5 separate regions of the Homo sapiens genome follow, and all the other regions are linked to region 1. Evidence: chromatin contacts called from ENCODE Hi-C or POLR2A ChIA-PET data. All regions are on one chromosome and are shown on one strand. Each heading gives the region's core, a stretch centred on a gene start or an enhancer-like site at or near the end of the contact. The rest is flanking DNA. Distances are from core to core; before and after follow the strand shown.

Region 1 (3,405 bases), core at 371-2,870:
CATGTCAGGCCTCAGGCAGGAGACAAAAATGCCCAAGGCTGAGTGTGAAGCCCAGGTAAGAAGTGAGACAATGGCTTTGAGCCTGGGGTGTAAGCATGCCTTGTTCCCAAGGCCAGTATTTACATGTGGGGTCACTTCCACCTTTGGTACAGTTAATCAGGCGCTGATTACGTTCCATGGCATCATCCTGACTTCAGGACTTTGTAGGAAAGCTGAGGCAGGACACTGCTCAAGTGCATTTGACAGTAAGATGCTTTGTGCAGCCAGATGTTAATTCCACTTGCCCTTACGCTTGCTTACGCTACACCGTAAGCGGGGCTGACCCTTATGGAGCTGGGCTTTTCTTCGCCCGGAGACTCTTGTCAGATAAGGCTTAGAACTCCGCCAACCACTTAGGCTTTTAGGCAAAACGCGATGCAACCCTTCTTAGAAGGCGGGTCACTGCTCTGCACCAGCTGCCAGCCAGAGAGACAACAAATAAAAATGGAAGATCCTTCTCCGTGAGAAAACAGGCCTCGGACTCAAAGCAGGGGGCCTGAGGGGAAGGTGAGCAAAGAAAGGCAAGGCGAGGGCGCTGCTTCAAGAAGCCGGGTTCATTCAAACCCCGAGGACAGCAAACCCCGCCTCCCCACGCCGCCGCCCGCTCAATCGCCGAGCGCTCCGGGTGTGAGCTCGCCCCGCGGGGAGCGGCTTGGAGCCGAGGAGGCGGCGGCAGAGGTGGTTTGGGCAGCCCCGCGCGGCGGATAGGCCCAGGCAAACAACACCCATTCCCCCTCCTCCTCGCTCAGTTCAACTCCCACTCGGCCCCGGCCACGCCCTGCCGCCACCGCCCCCTCGGGCAGCTTTCCGCTCGGCAGCCAGGCCTCGGTCGGGGGCGGGAGAGAGGCGGTGCCTCGAAGAAGGCACCGCGACCGCCGGAAACTACGAGTACCGACAGCCTTCGCGGTAGTGCCCCACCCCCTTTCTCCCACCACTCAGCGCGCGTCACCCTGGGCTCAGCCAATGGAGACAGAGCCAGGGAAAAAGGGCGCCCGGGTCCGGATGCGCCTCAGGAAAGCCATGCTCCCTGCGCGGGGGCAGCGGGCAGTTCACCCAGCGCGCCGACCTGTTGGTGGTCCGCGCGCGCCCACGTCCGCCGCTCTCGCTTGCCTGGATCAAGGGCCCTACTTTTTTCTTTAGTGGCAATTGGAGGGATTGCTGGAGGGGGTTTTTGAGTGGAGGGCGCTGGGAAATGAGTAGGGGGCGGGATATCCTGAGACAACAAGTTTGGCTGTATGGAGGGCCTACCGGCAGCGCTCCTGAGCTAGAACGCCGAGAGAAAGAGCGCCAGAGGAGCCAGGGAGGAGGAGAAGAGCTGCTAAAGGAATAACCCCGAGAAAGGGGGTGGAGAGGAGGCGGCCCCAGCGCCCCGGCCCCCGGCAGGTCGGCGGCCAATCCGCTGGGGGAAGGGGTGGAGAGTCGGAGGCTCCGGCGGAGAGAGGCCGAGGGGGGTGGGGAGTCGGCCAGGCTCGCACCGCCCTGGCCCCGCCCCCGACCCGCGCCGCCGCCCGCGCCGCGCGCCGCCGCTGTCAATCAAGGGCGAGTCAGCCGGGCTCGGGCGGAGAGAGGAGCTGCTACGCCACAGCCCAGCGGCGGCCATTCGCGGAAAAAGAGGCAGAGCCTGTGCCAGCTACAGCCTCCTCCGAGCCACCGCGGGCGGGCGGGACCGGCCTCTCCTCCCGCCTCGCCCCCACCCCCACCCACCTCTATCCCAGTGTCTCCGTCTGAGGGTTTGTCCTGTTAATGCGGGATGAGCGGTACGTATTCTCCACCCCCCTCAGTCTCCTTCGCCGCCTCCCTCTCTCCCTCCCTCCCCAGACCCTGCTCGGTTCTCCCCCCTCCCCCGGGGCCGCTGAGATGCTTTAAGGGGAGGAGGAGAGGGCGGGAGGGAATCGGGGAGGGAAGGAGGGTTGTGTTTTGTCTTAATGTCTGAGAGAGAACAACCTCCTTCTGGGTGTTGCTCTGGAGCCGATGGGTCGGGTTTCAAACCACGTTTTGTGATATCCCCCTCCTCCCTTCCCTCCTTCTCCCCCACCCCCTGCCGGTGTGCGTGGATCGCGGGTTTATGGAGATTAATGTTCGGGGGGAGGGGGGAGAAGAGGAGAGGAAGAAGACGAATAATAATAATCCTAATAACCTGTTGTCGTGTGTGTGTGGTGGGGGGGTTTGTTGCAGATCAGAAGAAGGAGGAGGAGGAGGAGGCGGCAGCGGCAGCGGCGATGGCTACAGAAGGAGGGAAAACCTCTGAGCCAGAGAATAACAATAAAAAACCCAAAACCTCAGGCTCCCAGGTAAAAGCAAACAAATTAAAAAAATTCATCACGACACATTAGGAGAGAGAGGGAGTTATGCCCTTTGAATGTCCAGAAGTAACAGAATAAAATGTTTATCCACTCAAAGCATCTTTCTGAGAGTGTGGAACTTAAATTGTAAATTCATCAAGTTTTCACCTCTTTGAGGGTATAACGCTGTTTAAAATTACATCAGGAATTCAGACTATAAGAAAACGGTGTGTGTGTTCCCAAGGGCATTTTGAGTTTAGGAACATAACACTTTACAAAGTTGTAAAGAAATTTCCTTTTATTTAAACTTGATATTATAGGACTTGCTTCCTTATTCATATAGTTCTTATCTACTTTTGTTCGTATTTCTTTTTGATTTCTGCTGCTTCCTAAATTGTTATGTAGAGCTGTCAAAATAAGTAACCCCCTGGCAACTACTGGCCTCCACTAAATCCGCCCACTTTTTTTCCCCCCCCCCTCTCCTTTACCGTCCCATTTTGGGTAGGACTCTCAGCCCTCTCCTCTGGCTTTACTGGCAGCTACTTGCAGCAAAATAGGGACTCCTGGTGAAAATCAAGCAACTGGACAACAACAAATTATTATAGATCCAAGTCAAGGATTGGTGCAACTTCAAAATCAACCACAACAGCTAGAACTGGTAACAACGCAACTTGCTGGAAACGCTTGGCAACTTGTTGCCTCCACTCCTCCTGCTTCAAAAGAGAATAACGTTTCTCAACCAGCCTCTAGTTCGTCTAGTTCTTCCAGCAGTAATAACGGGAGTGCATCTCCTACAAAAACTAAATCAGGTAATTCTTCCACCCCTGGTCAATTTCAAGTCATACAAGTACAAAATCCAAGTGGTAGTGTACAGTACCAAGTAATTCCACAACTTCAGACAGTGGAAGGTCAACAAATTCAAATCAATCCAACTAGTAGTTCATCTCTACAGGATTTGCAGGGTCAAATTCAGCTCATTTCTGCAGGTAATAATCAAGCTATACTCACAGCTGCTAACAGGACAGCTTCTGGGAATATTCTTGCTCAAAACCTGGCAAATCAGACAGTTCCGGTCCAAATTAGA
Region 2 (3,405 bases), core at 487-2,986, 9.2 Mb after region 1:
ACCAGCATGACCAACATGGTGAAACCTCGTCTCTACTAAAAATAAAAAAATTAGCTGGGTGTGGTGGCGCACGCCTGTAATCCCAGCTACTCAGGAGGCTGAGGCAGGAGAATCGCCTGAACCCGGGAGGCGGAGGTTGCAGTGAGCCAAGATCACGCCACTGCACTCCAGCCTGGGTGAAAGAGCGAGACTCCGTCTGGAAAAAAAAAGAAAAAGAAAAAAGAAAGAAAGAATGACTGAAGCAGCAGTGGGGAGGATGAATTGGTCGGGGAGGAGGGAAGAACGGATTTGGAGTCCTTTCAGGACTGTCCTAACATGAAAATGGATGAGACATTATTGATCTAAGGAATTTTTTAGAAATAAAATAGTTTTATTCAAAGGATATAGAATTTCAACATTTTAATAAAAATCTAAATAAAAATAAAAGTAAAACTTAAAATGATTTTTCACATTTAAAGATATTAAAATAAATTCAAAATTGCCTAGTAAAATAAAAGCCAAATAAATTATAATTAATATCAAATCTTGAAATAAAAGTGTTTAAAAATATAATTGTTCAATATTGCAGAAGGTTCTTAAGCAACCCACCCTGCTCATGTTGAATTGTAAGTACTTCTCCAGAACTGCACACTGGAACGGGAAGAGAAATAACATGGACTTTCACACCATTAGGAAAGGAGACTTCATTATACTGAGCCCGTCTACTCCTGCACACTCCTGGGGTGGGATTGTGGGTCACAGGGAGACGTACGTGCATACTGCCGAAGAGCTCCCAAGTGGCTGGCTGCACCAGTTAACACTCCCCTGAGCAGTGTAGGGGAGTCTCAGAGGGTCACTTGGCATTTTCCATCATTTTCATTTTAGCCATTTTTGCAGGTGTGCGCAATGCTGTTTTTATAACCAACACATCATTTTTCTCTTCCTTTCCTGGAGGGGGAACCCAGCTTTTCTAGGCCCTCCACCCTTTGGGCAGGAGGAACTGGGTGTGTGGGGCGGGGGGAAGCCATCTCTGGGTGGTTGGTCAGCTGGGGCCTAACCACAGGAGGCAGATAGACTGAGGCTATGCCAAGCAGAAAGACTTATCAGGCACCTCTTGCCTTTCCTCATCTCTGCCGGTTCAAATCCTGCTCGCCCCGCAAGGGCAGATTGGAATTTACCTTCTCCAGAAAGCCTGGGGTGACTCTATCCCCTCACTCCTCCTCCCCCGTTCGCCAGCTTTTGTCTTGACATCGGCGGACCAAGAATGTGTGACTCTGGGCAAATCATTAACCTCTCTGGGCCTATTTCCTTATCTGGGGAACATCTGCACTTGAGCAACAGAAGTCTAAGATCCCTATCTGATTTGATGTTTTGCGACCCTTTTAAGGCGCAGGGCGCGAAAGAACAGAAACAGAAGTGTCCGTTCAAGTAGGTCGGCCGGGGTGTCACTCGTATAAAAACCTATGCTTTGAAGGTTCTCGTGTGTCTCGGCCTGCAGGTCTCGCTCAGAGCTGTGTCCCTGAACATCCACCCTGCTGGGGTGGCTTGACGCACTTCTGTGCAAATCTGTTCGCTCGCAACCCTACCTACCTCTCTCCCGAACCGGAGAAAACCTTCGGCGGGGTCCTTCCGGGTTTTGTGTCGAATCTGCGGCGGCGACCCGGCGCCGCGTCACGCGGTGGTGAATGTGCGGCAGCACGCGCGCCGCGTCGTTTACGCGGCGATTTCATCATGCTCCGAGCCGGGCGGCGCGCGCCGCTTCCGTCGCCACCCTCTCTGGACAGCCCAGGGCCGCAGGCTCATGCCCTCTCCGCGTCCAGTGCTGCTTAGAGGTGCTCGCGCCGCTCTGCTGCTGCTGCTGCCGCCCCGGCTCTTAGCCCGACCCTCGCTCCTGCTCCGCCGGTCCCTCAGCGCGGCCTCCTGCCCCCCGATCTCCTTGCCCGCCGCCGCCTCCCGGAGCAGCATGGACGGCGCGGGGGCTGAGGAGGTGCTGGCACCTCTGAGGCTAGCAGTGCGCCAGCAGGTACCGGTGTTTTGCGCTCTCCGCTAAGCCTCCGGCTCTCCTCCCAGGGCCTTCTTCTGGTCATCCTTCCCTCCTCCCCGGGGAACTGTCCTCCTCTTCGGTTACCCCTTTCTTTCCCTTCATCCTCTGGCGTCTTCTTCGCCTCCCCCACTTTGGTCCCAAGTCCCCCGTGCGTCAGCCACCTCCTCTCCCGCGGACCTCCGTCCTCCTCTCTTTTTGGATGACTCCCTGGAACCCCTCCGACTTCCTGCGTCCCTCTCCGGCTCCGTTCTCCCTTCCCCATTCTGTCACAGCCCGCGTCTCCTCTATTTCCAGTGGGGCTGGGATCTGTGACCCTTTGGTTGTCCTCGCCTCCTAACTGAATAACCTTAACTTCAGTTTTCCAGGCTCTGCTGTACTCTTTGTGCACCCTGGGTGGAAAGCCTCCTAATTCTTTCAGTGGTCAATGATGAGCCGAAAAACTGCCGGTTCTTTCGTCTTACGGCCAGGCCCTTTAATCTTTAGGATGCTTTGATAGTGTTTCCCCCTTAACATCTTCCTTCATTCAGTGCTTAGTTTAGCGGAATGATTGGCTGAGAAAATAGAATTGAAATGTGGATGTGGGGAGGTGTCGAACTTTTCTATTAATGCTGTGAACTCATCATCCTTTGCTCTTGTCATCTTTTCTGGCTTCTGAAAAGGCCGTTTGGAACCAGTGAGCCCTCAGATCGTAAACCTGGGAAACTAAGTGTTGCGGAGTGAAGTCAGCCATCCTTAGTATGGAATATTTTGACATTTGATTTTCCCGAAGGTGAGGGAAGGTTTCATGGGCTGAAGGACTTGGTGATTTAATATAGACCTCCTTTTCCTAGGGCACTGCCATAGAGTTTAGAATTTAGAGATATCAAGGAAAAGATTATTTCAGATGATTCCCATATGCAATTAGGGAGAGCCAGAGCTTGCAGTAGGACCCCGGAGATCATGACTTAGTAGTAAACACCAAACGGGTTTCTCCTGCATGGGCGCCTGATGCAATAATTTGCCTTAGCTACAGAGGGTGGAACCCTATCTCGGAAATAATTCATTGGGGCATAGCTGCCGCAAATTCAGCCACTTTGCCATCTGTCCTCTTCGCTGGTTTGAGCCTGACCGATTTTAATAAATAGCCTTTCATTTTGAAATATCACCACGGGCTTAACTTTTTTCTTCATGATTGGTGTCAGAACACCGATTGCATATTCTGTCTCCCTCCACCCACCTTCCACTCCACAAATAAAATTAGGTGTGGTTCCTTTGTCTTTTCTTAACTTGCCATTTTAAAAAATATCCTTCCCTTTAGAAGGAAGCATACAACTAATTTGGAGAAAAAAAAAAACCACCACACCCAAACCCCTCCCTCTGCCACGTTAGCCTGGAACTGCAGT
Region 3 (3,405 bases), core at 367-2,866, 6.2 Mb after region 1:
GGGGAGAATGGGAAGCTGTTAAGAATTGTAAGAGAAAGTTCTTACAATTCCTGGCCAGCCACAGTGGTTCATGCCTATAATCCCAACGCTTTGGGAGGATCACTTGAGCGCAGGAGTTCAAGACCAGCCTGGGCAACATGGCGAAACTCCGTCCCTACTAAAAATACAAAAATTGGACGGGCGTGGTGGCACATGCCTGTAATCCCAGCTACTCGGGAGGCTGAGGTGGGAGGATCACCTGAGCCCAGGAGGTCGAGACTGCAGTGAGCAGTGTGACTGGGCCACTGCACTCCAGCCTGGGCGACAGAGACCCTGTCTCAAAAAAAAAAAAAAAAAAAAAAAAGGGCGGGGGGCCAAGGGGCTCAAATCCTAACCCACTATTTTTTTTTTAAGCAAAGATTAGAAAAAATTAATGCCAAGGTTTTTTTTGTTATTAATCCTCAGTATGATCTTGCTAAACGATGCATTGTTACAACTCTCAAACTTTCAGTTTGAGGAAGACAACGGCAGTGCCCCCACAAATCAACCAATTTTTCAATTAAAGAGGAGTCCTGGTGTGATAGAAAGTTAAGGAATTAGGAACAACTGATAACAACTTTCTAGGTCTTGCTGGGAATATCCTGATTCACTCATCCAAGGGGCCTCATGTCCCTCGTGCGGAGTATGAAAGACTGTATTAGATCTCCGTGGATCTTCATCCTGGCTCTAAAAACTGCCTCTTTGTAAGTTCATGGCTAGCTTCCACAATTTACCATGGTATGAGAGGAGGGAGGCAGGATTAATTCTGCCCACAATCTTGAGGACGCTGAACGTGTTTTGGTTCATAATTTGACAAAAATGACATTTTTTTAGGTTACAGTAGAGGGGGGAAGCCCGTCTTGCTGGTCAAGGGTGACTGAAACTTTGCTGAAAGACTTACTGCCTGGCTTGTACAGCCACCGCTTGTGTAATAAGGCCATCCCCTCGGACTCAGGTGGTTAAACATCAGGCCCTGCTGCCCAAGTGTGTCCCCAACCCAAGGTGCACCCTGGGGGCGCTGAAAGACCAGGGGTCGCTGGGGTGAGTGCGGGTTGCTCCTGGAGTTGGGCGCTCCAAACGTCCTCGGAGTCCTAACTCCAAAGCAGCATGCCGGGGTCCCAAATACTCTCTTCTCTTCAGCCCAAGCTCTTCCCCACCTCTTCCTAAATCCCGAAAAGGGCGCTGAACCCGTTCATCAGGAGCCCGGGAGAAAGGGAGGGAAGGCAGAGGGGGGTACTCGCGGAGTGAGTGGCGGCCGCAGAAAAGGACAGGCCTTTAGTACCAGCCAAAATATTGTTTTTTAAGCCCCAGCCCAACCGCAGGGCCTCCCGAGAAAAGACTTCTTCGGCCGTCTGGACAGAAGAAGCGAGCGGCCGAAAGAAGGACAAGGGGGAGGAGGCGTGAGGTCCTTACCCGCTGCAAAGCTGCCGGCTGCCGGCCGCAGCCGCCGGCTCCAGTACCGGAGACCGGAGGCAGCTCCGAGGAGCCGTAAGGAGGCTGCCATGCTGCGCCCGCCCCTCTCCCCGCGGTGACCTCCGCCGCCTCCCGGAGGGCCCACAGACTGCGAGCGTGTGCAGCGGGACTGGCTGGCTCGCCCACGGAGAAGGGCGCGCGCGCACGCGCTCTCACCGCTCGGGGGCGGGTGCCCACGCGCGAGGGAAGGAGCGCGGAGCCGAGAGGAGCGGCCTGACGCGGCAGGGCCTGTCAATCCCTTTACGGACAGGGAAGCAGACCAATCAGAATTCCCAGGTCCGCAGCTGTGCGAAGGACCAATAAGAGGCCTTTTTGAACAGTGACGCCAGGCGCCCTGGCGCTGCCCCCAAGCTCGTGCCTCATTTACAGCCTGCGGGCGGGAGTCTCCTTGTTTACCAAAGCAGAGGGCGTGTGGGAGGCGGGGGCCGTCGCTCGCTCCCGCCTCCTCGGAAACCTTGTCCCCACAACCGCTGCGTGTTAAAAAGGACAAAACTGACTCGCAGCTTGAAAAACACTCAGAAAGCTACCATGTGTGTAATAACTTTTAAATTCATTTGATTTTACTTAACACAACAGTTTCTCAATACTAAAAATAGTAGGAAAAGAAGTTGGTAACATTATCTTTGAAGGGAAGAGTTACTAGAAACTTGCACTTTCTATTTCAAGGCATATTTCTCTAATCTTTGAAAATTCTACACCCTAAATCCATTTTGTAAGCAAAACTAAATATAAAATCCAGAAAGTAGTAGTATATGTATGTGTATTAGAAAGACCTTTTTTTTTTTTGGAGACGGAGTCTCTCTGTCACCCAGGCTGGAGTGCAGTGGCGCGATCTCGGCTCACTGCAATCTCCGCCTCCCGGGTTCAAGTGATTCTCCTGCTTCAGCCTCCGGAGTAGGTGAGGTGGGACTATAGGCCTGCGTGCGCCACCACACCCGGCTAATTTTTTTGGCACTTTGAGTAGAGGCGGGGTGTCGCCATTTTGCCTAGGCTGGTCTCAAACTCCTGGCGTCAAGTGATCCGCCCGCCTCGGCCTCCCAAAGTGCTGGTTATTACAGGCGTGAGCCACTGCGCGGTGCAGAGAGACAGACATTTAGTCATTCTTCTGTCAATGCTTAGTGTACATATTTGAGTCTGTAAACCCCTTGGGGGTAATTGCAGGCCTTCTCATCTCCACTGACTCCACCAAAGGGTTGGAAGCCATGACCACACCAAAGCAAGACTATAGCCTTTGGAGAATGGCAATACAGCAGGAAAGAGAATGTGTATGGAGTAGCTAGGGAAATGCGAACCCCAATCTAAGTAGCACAATCAACAAAATTTGACTTTGACCTTTTTTTCAACTCAGTAACCCATGGAGTTGAAAGCAAAGGAATTGGATCATTTCCATCTGGGCTCTTTTCATGTTTCTGGGCATGCTGGCAACGTTTCCAAAAACTTAAAAACTTGTACAGAGTGCAAGGTCCCTATCTGTAACTGGGAGGAAGTTAATGCCCTTCTTTGACCATCACTCCACCCCAACCCTCTACCCAACACTAAATGAAAAGAAGGAAGGAAAGGGACGAAGGGAGGGAGGGAGAAAAAACTCATTTCAACAATTAGACCTTCTCCTAGATTTGGGTCCCCACCCCTACTAGGGGTAAATTAGTTTCTGGAGCATTTCCCACCTGTGCCTCTCTTCCTGGTTTCGTCAGGTTTTAGCTGGAATAGATCTCCTGCAGGCAACAAATGTGGGCCTACAGGTTTCTTTTTCTTTTTCTTCCTCCAGCACTACAGGTTTCTATAATTAACTCCTGAACTGCAATTGGTCTTTCAACTGTGTCTCCTCCAAGAAGCCCTGCATTGTCTTCTCCAACAATGTCTCCTCCAAGAAGCCCTACATTGATTCATAAACTAAGGAATTTTCATAGGTTT
Region 4 (3,405 bases), core at 328-2,827, 5.4 Mb after region 1:
AGCTGCCTGAAGTCAGTCTTTAGACTTCTTTAACTATTTCCCTTAGTGGTACCCGTTAATGACAACAAGCATTTCTTAGAGTGAAAGACTATCCCACCACAAATGCATTCAACATACTGTACCATAATCATACAAACATAAGTCTACATTCATACACTTAATATTACACTACCATATTAATAATGCCAAGCACCAAAATTGAATGACAGAATATTAGGAGATTTGGACTCACATTGCTATAGGAGTAACATATAAAATGTGTCATCAAATGTCACATTTTAGATGACATTGCTTTTTAAGAGCTAGAATAAGCAATCTGTAATCTAGTTATTCATAAGCAATACTGAGAGATAAATATTTTATAGACATCTAAAACTAAAAATCAAAATTCAGTTTCCAGAATTCTGACGTACACAAGACAAAATAAATGATGGTTGAAATTCCAGAACATTGAGATAGGTAAGATTTGTGCTACCTTAAAAACATATATTTTCTACCTTGTACAGAAATATAAATTATTGGTTCTTAGTGAACATACACACCTCCGTATCCAGTAAATTAATGAACTAGTAGTGGATTCATAATGCTACTGAAGAACCACGTTTTTAGCTCCTAAAATAAGTTCCTATAAATGGTAATGTAAAACTGAAAAAGGGAAGATAAGGGTACAAAGATGAAGTACTTTCATCGTGTCACACAGGAAGTAGAACTTTAACATATCCTTCCTTTTTTGCTTTAATATATTACTGAGGCTGGGGACAAGTGGCCATTTGAGAACCAGACCTTCTTCAAAAGTCTTAAACGTGAGTGAGCTGAATGTTTAAGAAAAACGGGAGTTTTAGAAATGACAAACTCTTTCACCCCATAACCCCTAACACCTGTGGCTCTGACAGCTCTTTGCATCTCTACATCCTCTACCTCCATTGGCCAGACCACCCAAGAACTACTTATTTGACTTCTGCTCCCTTCTGCTTGCTCACGCAGCATTCATTATCATTATCATTCTCTCTCCCTCTTCCACTCTTCCTCCCCCGCCCTTCTGTCACACACACACACACACACACACACACACCGTCTTCACAATGCACATAGAAACGTCCTGATCCCATTTGTGTAGATCACCAAAAAGGGCTTCGCCACCATCCCCGCACCAAATTTCAACACACACGTCCACTCCCTTTCTGAGACAAAACAACCCCTCTCCTCTCCTCCCTGTGCCGACCCCACTGGCTAGAAGACGTGGGAAGCGCGGGGAGGGAGGATAAGGGCTCTGAATGCTTCTGTCCCCACCGGCTCACCGTTCCCTCGCCCCCGCCCCGACAGCATTATCGCCGCCTTCCCGCTCTTTACCTGCCAACAGGTTCCTAATTTCCTCAGGGAGGGGGTAGGGAGAGGAGGTGCTGCTGGGGTTGGGCATGTTAGGGAGCGCAGGGCGTGCGGGGAAAGGACCTGCGCTGAAAAGGTGACCGACGGGGTGGGGCTGCGGCTGCGACCTAGACTCAGGCTAGCGGCCCGGATTAAGAACAGCGGGGCTACGAGTCGGGACACTGCCGGGCCGGGGCTCACAACAAGGAAGTCACTGAATCTCCAGCGAGCTGCAGCTGGACTGTCGGCCCAGCCCCGCCCAGAGGGCCGGGGCGGGGAGATGGGTGGGAAGGGACACGAAGGGCCTGAGGGGTCCAACTGCGCATGTGTATTCCTCGGTTTTCCCGGCCCCAGAAGAAAGAGCCTGTGGGCAAGCCACGCCCACCGCTACGCCGGGAAGCAGGAGGAGGAGCCACTGGTGGGAAGGGGGCGGACTGAGGCTGCGTCACCTGATGCTGCGTCACCTGATCCAGCGTCCGGAGCGCCTTACAGCCATTTTCGGTACTGGTGCCATCACAACTGCTGATCGTTTCTGCAGGATTCCAGAAAATAATGTATCCATGATACAGAGTGTATACAAGTTTTGCGATTACGCCTTCTGCGTAACAGTCAGTCCCACCGCAGTTTAACCCACAAGGAATTTTCTCTTGTCCTAAACTATTATGGCCTTCTTTGTCCGATTGAACGGAGGTAACGAAGTCTCGTCTTCCGCCAGTCGTCCGGGCGAAGCCAGTCTGGAGCCGCTCCGGAGCGCGCGTTGTGATTGGCTCTTACATTACTTTTCTACCTAATTCGTATCCTTGGGGTGACAGATTTTCCCCACTACAAGGAAGACTGGGAAGTTCTAAGCACCGTCCTTTGGCAGGAAAAAACAAACAAAACAAAACAAAAAAACAGAAGGCCGAATAGACATTGGCACCACTGTCCATCTACAAGCATCAAAAATAAAATTGCTGGTGGTGGTTAGTAGAATAAAATTATAAAATCTGCTCACTCCAACTTGACCATTTAGTCAACAAATACTTACTGTCTTCTATCTGTAAAGCTTCTTAAAAGTTTTCTCTTTTAAAAAAAATGGCTTCTTTAAAACCTTTAACAGGCATACATCTTTGTGCTTCCCAGATATTGCATTTTTTAACAAATTGAAGGTTTGTGGCAACCCTGCATCAAGCAAATCTGTGGGCGCCATTTTTCCAAAAGCATGTGCTCAGTTCATGTCTCTGTCACATTTTGGTGATTCTAACAATATTTCAAACTTTTTCATTATTATTGTATATGTTATGGTGATCTTTGAAGTTACTATTATAATTACTTTGGGACATCACAAACAGCACCCATATAAGACAGCGACTGTAATCCATAAATGTGTGTGTTCTGACTGCTCTACCAACCCTATACCTTCCTCCATATCTCTCCCTCTCTTGGGCCTCCCCATTCCTTGAGACACAACAATATTGACATTAAGCCAATTAATAACCCTACGATGGCCTCTGAGTGTTCCAGTAAAAGAATCATTTTACTTTAAATCAAAAGCTTACTTTAAATCAAAAGCTAGAAATGATTAAGCTTAGTGAGGAAGGCATATTGAAAGCCGAGACAGACCAAAAGCTAGGGCTCTTGCACCAAACAGCCAGGTAGTGAATGCAAGGGAAAAGTCCTTGAAGGAAAGTAAAAATGCTACTCCAGTGAACACACGAATGATAAGAAAGCGAAGGAGGCTTATTGCTGGTAAAGAAACGTTTTCATGTTCTGGATAGAAGATCAAACCAGACATAACATTCCCTTAAGCCAACGCCTAATCGAGTGCAAGGCCCTAACTCTCTTCAAGTCTACGAAGGCTGAGAGGTAAAGAAGCTGCAGAAGAAAAGTTGGAAGTTAGCAGAGGTTGGTTCATGATGTTTAAGGAAATAAGCCATCTTCAGAGCATAAAATTGTAAGGTGAAGCAGCAAATGCTGGTGAAGCAGCTGCAGCAAGTTATCAAAAAGATCTAGCTAAGGCCAGGTGCAGTGGCTCATGCCTGTAATCCTAGCACTTTGGGA
Region 5 (3,405 bases), core at 1-2,500, 5.0 Mb before region 1:
ATATTTGTAATGCCGCTGCTTCCCACCCCTGCACCCTCGCCCCAAGCTCCACCTCATTACTCAGTGCTAAAAGCAAAGTAAGTTAATATTATAACATACCCCTTCATTTCACTTCCTCAGCTCCTCACGACTGTTCCCCTAGTCCTCCTTATCCCATTCCCTGTCTCCTTCATTTCCCCAACTAGTTAACTTCAGTGCCCTTTCTAAGATAAAGGGGGTATGACCTCAAATTCAGGCTTAAAGCCCTTTCCACCATTGAAAGGTTATTAAATTCTGCTCCTCTCCCCTCCTGCAGCACCTAGTAATTAGCGCAGCCTGTCTCACAGAAGGTGCTCAGTAAATGAATGAAAAAAACGAACACACGCCCTGGAAACTTCAGTGTGCACGTACAACTCAATCCACGCATGCGCGGAGGCAGAGCCCCAGGACCGCGAGACTATCCGCACAGCTTCTCCTCAGGCCCCACAGCTAGAACCCCAAATCGCCTAGTCCCAACCCATGCACTCTCTAATCGGCGCCACACGACGGGCCTTCCCCACAACCTCATCTGCTTGGGGACGTAAAGGGCTCTGTGGGGGAGCTGCAGCTTTCGTGCCCATCTGTTAAAGGCCAGAACTTCCCATCTCTGAAATGCGGGAGGGAACAGAGCTCAAGCTTGAATAACTGAGCGCGGCCCGGCAGTCCCCCAAGTGAAGGTGCTAGCGCTAGAGCAGCGGCAGGGCGGGGAGCGGGAGGCCGGGCCCCAGGGAACCGCGGGGCGCGCCCGGCGCCGCATTACCTCTCCAGGGCCTGTAGGGTGTAGCTGATGAGCGGCCTCTCCAGGATGGGGCAGAATTGCTTCGGGGTGGGGACCCCCATCCTCTCCCCGCACCCCCCGGCAGGCAACACAGCTGCCACGGCTTGCGGGTGGCGCCCGGGCTCGGTCCCGGCCACGCTCTGCAGGGAGGCGGAAGCCGTGTGGTCCGCGCCGCGCTGACCACTCAGGCAAGGACCCGGCTCCGCCGGCCTGGCGCTGCCCGGCGGCCCGGCCTCCATGGCTGCGGGCGGAACGGCGAGCCCCGCTAGCCTCGGGCCGATGCGACCCCGCGCTGCTCCCACCCTCGGCCGGGGTCGCGGGGCGAAGGGCAGACCACGGAGAGGGACGCAGAGCGCGCAAGCAGAAGGCGCCCCCCTCAGCCGTCGGAGCCCCGCTGTTGCTGCCCCGCAGGGGACGATCCCGACAGCTACGGCAGCAGCTGAGGCTGCCGATCTGCCCTCGCGGCTCGGCTGCGGCCTCCGCACCCGGTCCCAGCGCCTGCGGGAGGGCTGACTTGCCCGCTCTGCGCTTCCCCCGGGCAGGCCCAGCTGTCGCCGCAAGTGGAAATGTCAGAACGCCCTACATATCTAAAGATCGCAGATACTCAAGGGCCATGAGTATGCAGGAGAGGTCAGGCCTCTGTCCCATCCCTCCCTGCTTTAAAATTTCGGAAGAGATTGGGATTCAAGTCACAGGATGGGACGTAGGGTGCGTATGCACCTCGATTATCTGAATTCCATTAAGCTCTGGAGGCTTCCTGGTTCCACCTGGGGTAAAGACAGATGGATTAGCAAGTGTTATTGTGGCACATCAATAATCCAAACTGTGGTGGCTCTCAAACTTGTCTGCACTTTGGAACCACCTGGGGAGCGTGTCCTGACACGCTCAGAGATTGGGATTTAATTGGTCTGGTGAGCACCGGACTTTGGAATGTTTTTAAAGATCCTCGGGTGATTCTGATGAGCAGGCATGTTTTGGAACCATAGGGTCAAAGCAATACTAATTGCTGAACAATCGATACACCTTATGTCATTTAGTCCCCAGAAGAACTCAACTATTGCCATTTCCCTTTTTACAAAGGGGAAAAGACGTTAAAATGGTTAATTTATGTAAGATTGCACAACTAATGGCAGAGGAGCCTTAAGGCCCTCATACAGAAGTAGGCCAAAGTTGAAGAATTCCAGGCCTAAAGCATATCTTACCTTATTTAGTACTCTTGTTGCTGGTGAGGTTTACCATGAAAGTATAGTGAGAATTTGGAGGAGAGCACTATTGTATTAGGTCCCTGGAATGTAAACTCCATGCAAGCAGCAACATTTTTCTTTTGGCTTGGGTTGTGTGTGTGTGCCCAGCTCCTGGAATGTAACACAAGCTTAATATGTATTGAATGAATTGCTGATTAAATAGATTAATGATCATTAAAGTGTATAATCATCAGTAATTCAGTCTTAATCCAGTGGCTTATGATTAATAAAAAATAATCTTTTTAAACACTGGAAATGTTATCTAGTTGTAGTATTACAATTTTTATTTTTACCTGTTTTCTTGAGAGCATATAAAAATATGTTTTCTGCTTTTCCTTTTTGTTTAGTCTTATTGAAGGCATTCTTTCACTTTTGTTACTTTTATTATAATTAGCATTTAGGTCCTGTGCTAGTTGGTTTCTTAACTGAAAAGTGGGTGCCATAATATACTTCCTTGTAATTTTTATTGCTATCGTTCCTTTCTAATTTGATCTCGAGGTCTCTCTCTTACGAGTGGCCATAAGCCAGAACAGCCACTCTTCAGGAGAGCCCTGGCCCAGAGAGGAAAGCTAGGTTCTGGTGTGCAGGTGAGACGCCAGAGGAGGCAGCACACAAAACATGTGAAATAACAGGCGCATTTTATTACTTACAGATTCACCAGAGAATAAGCCTGATGGAAGTCTGGAGATAACAGGACTCCCAACCAGCAGGTGGGGTGCAAGAGAGAGGACCTGTGGGGCTGTGTTAAGGTCCAAAGGCTTTATCCCTTAGGCTTTCCAGAGGGGGTTGTGGATTGACTAGTTTAAAGAAAACACCAGCAAAGGGAGAACTTGACTCTGGTGTTGACCATTGGGTTTTATCATGGTTAGCAGCTGTTGGGTTTTTGGTCATGGAATGAGGAATAAGTGTTCTATATCACAGGGAGGGGAAGTTTTAAGTAGGCCACAGGTGACGTGATACAACTGGGTTTCAAACAGCTTATATCAGGCCTAAAAATGGATGCCCAGGCAGCAACTATATTAAACAAGTTTGGCACAATACTTGACTTCATAGCGCCACTACCACACCTGTATCAAGCATTTAAATATCTGTTGACTAACTGGGTGGATAAATAAATGAGTCTATCTATGAGAGCAGGAAGGCAAATCGAATTAGTATTTCTATTAATATTGATCTTTAAACCTCCCTTTTTAATCTAAAGGTGGAGTTGTTATAAAGGTATTCTTCCTTTACTTAATCTTGAGTGAAGAAAAGTAGAGTAATAAAGCTCTTGTTATACTAATTGCTATAGAATAATTTTATATAATTAAACATTGACAAATTTTAACTAGAATCTTAGTTTTGTTCTTAGAGCAGATATATCAA

What was found. Hi-C counts contacts between places; a loop is a spot of excess contacts on that map. ChIA-PET counts read pairs that join two places held with the same protein, here RNA polymerase II (POLR2A). Pooled maps may share reads with other maps.
Region 2: a map of naive thymus-derived CD4-positive, alpha-beta T cell shows a loop between it and region 1 (22-fold over the local background). The contact joins the promoter of GARS1 here to the promoter of SP4 in region 1. A Hi-C loop is called at or near these places in 1 of 168 maps with a recorded cell type or tissue (naive thymus-derived CD4-positive, alpha-beta T cell) and 4 of 50 pooled maps. POLR2A ChIA-PET finds 5 or more read pairs at or near these places in 1 of 52 experiments (A673).
Region 3: a loop to region 1 is called in a map of CD4-positive, alpha-beta T cell, with 7 times the contacts of the local background. The contact joins the promoter of HIBADH here to the promoter of SP4 in region 1. A Hi-C loop is called at or near these places in 3 of 168 maps with a recorded cell type or tissue (CD4-positive, alpha-beta T cell, CD4-positive, alpha-beta memory T cell and naive thymus-derived CD4-positive, alpha-beta T cell), 1 of 37 single-sample maps with no recorded cell type and 13 of 50 pooled maps.
Region 4: a map of B cell shows a loop between it and region 1 (23-fold over the local background). The contact joins the promoter of SKAP2 here to the promoter of SP4 in region 1. A Hi-C loop is called at or near these places in 1 of 168 maps with a recorded cell type or tissue (B cell), 2 of 37 single-sample maps with no recorded cell type and 11 of 50 pooled maps. POLR2A ChIA-PET finds 5 or more read pairs at or near these places in 1 of 52 experiments (AG04450).
Region 5: a loop to region 1 is called in a map of naive thymus-derived CD4-positive, alpha-beta T cell, with 9 times the contacts of the local background. The contact joins the promoter of CRPPA here to the promoter of SP4 in region 1. A Hi-C loop is called at or near these places in 1 of 168 maps with a recorded cell type or tissue (naive thymus-derived CD4-positive, alpha-beta T cell) and 9 of 50 pooled maps. POLR2A ChIA-PET finds 5 or more read pairs at or near these places in 1 of 52 experiments (CD4-positive, alpha-beta T cell).

What each region holds. Positions count from the first base shown.
Region 1 is chr7:21,426,463-21,429,867 of GRCh38, forward strand. It overlaps SP4 (Sp4 transcription factor), which reads left to right and starts at 1,621. Exons shown (of 6, transcript NM_003112.5): 1 at 1,621-1,796; 2 at 2,215-2,330; 3 at 2,827-3,405. The coding sequence starts at 1,790. RefSeq lists silencers at 555-944, 1,325-1,914.
Region 2 is chr7:30,593,142-30,596,546 of GRCh38, forward strand. GARS1 (glycyl-tRNA synthetase 1) reads left to right here and starts at 1,737. Exons shown (of 17, transcript NM_002047.4): 1 at 1,737-2,002. The coding sequence starts at 1,781. RefSeq lists enhancers at 1,192-1,805, 1,436-1,785, 1,806-2,419, 2,420-3,033 and a silencer at 2,929-3,028.
Region 3 is chr7:27,661,267-27,664,671 of GRCh38, forward strand. HIBADH (3-hydroxyisobutyrate dehydrogenase) reads right to left here and starts at 1,617. Exons shown (of 8, transcript NM_152740.4): 1 at 1,432-1,617. The coding sequence starts at 1,522. The region is part of intron 2 of LOC105375211 (a long non-coding RNA gene); the gene reads left to right. RefSeq lists an enhancer at 1,354-2,171 and a silencer at 1,387-1,806.
Region 4 is chr7:26,863,013-26,866,417 of GRCh38, forward strand. SKAP2 (src kinase associated phosphoprotein 2) reads right to left here and starts at 1,578. Exons shown (of 13, transcript NM_003930.5): 1 at 1,351-1,578. The coding sequence starts at 1,417. RefSeq lists an enhancer at 1,816-2,145.
Region 5 is chr7:16,420,288-16,423,692 of GRCh38, forward strand. It overlaps CRPPA (CDP-L-ribitol pyrophosphorylase A), which reads right to left and starts at 1,251. Exons shown (of 10, transcript NM_001101426.4): 1 at 779-1,251. The coding sequence starts at 1,035. It overlaps LOC105375168 (a long non-coding RNA gene), which reads left to right and starts at 399. Exons shown (of 5, transcript XR_007060223.1): 1 at 399-695; 2 at 2,693-2,750. RefSeq lists silencers at 842-901, 922-1,061.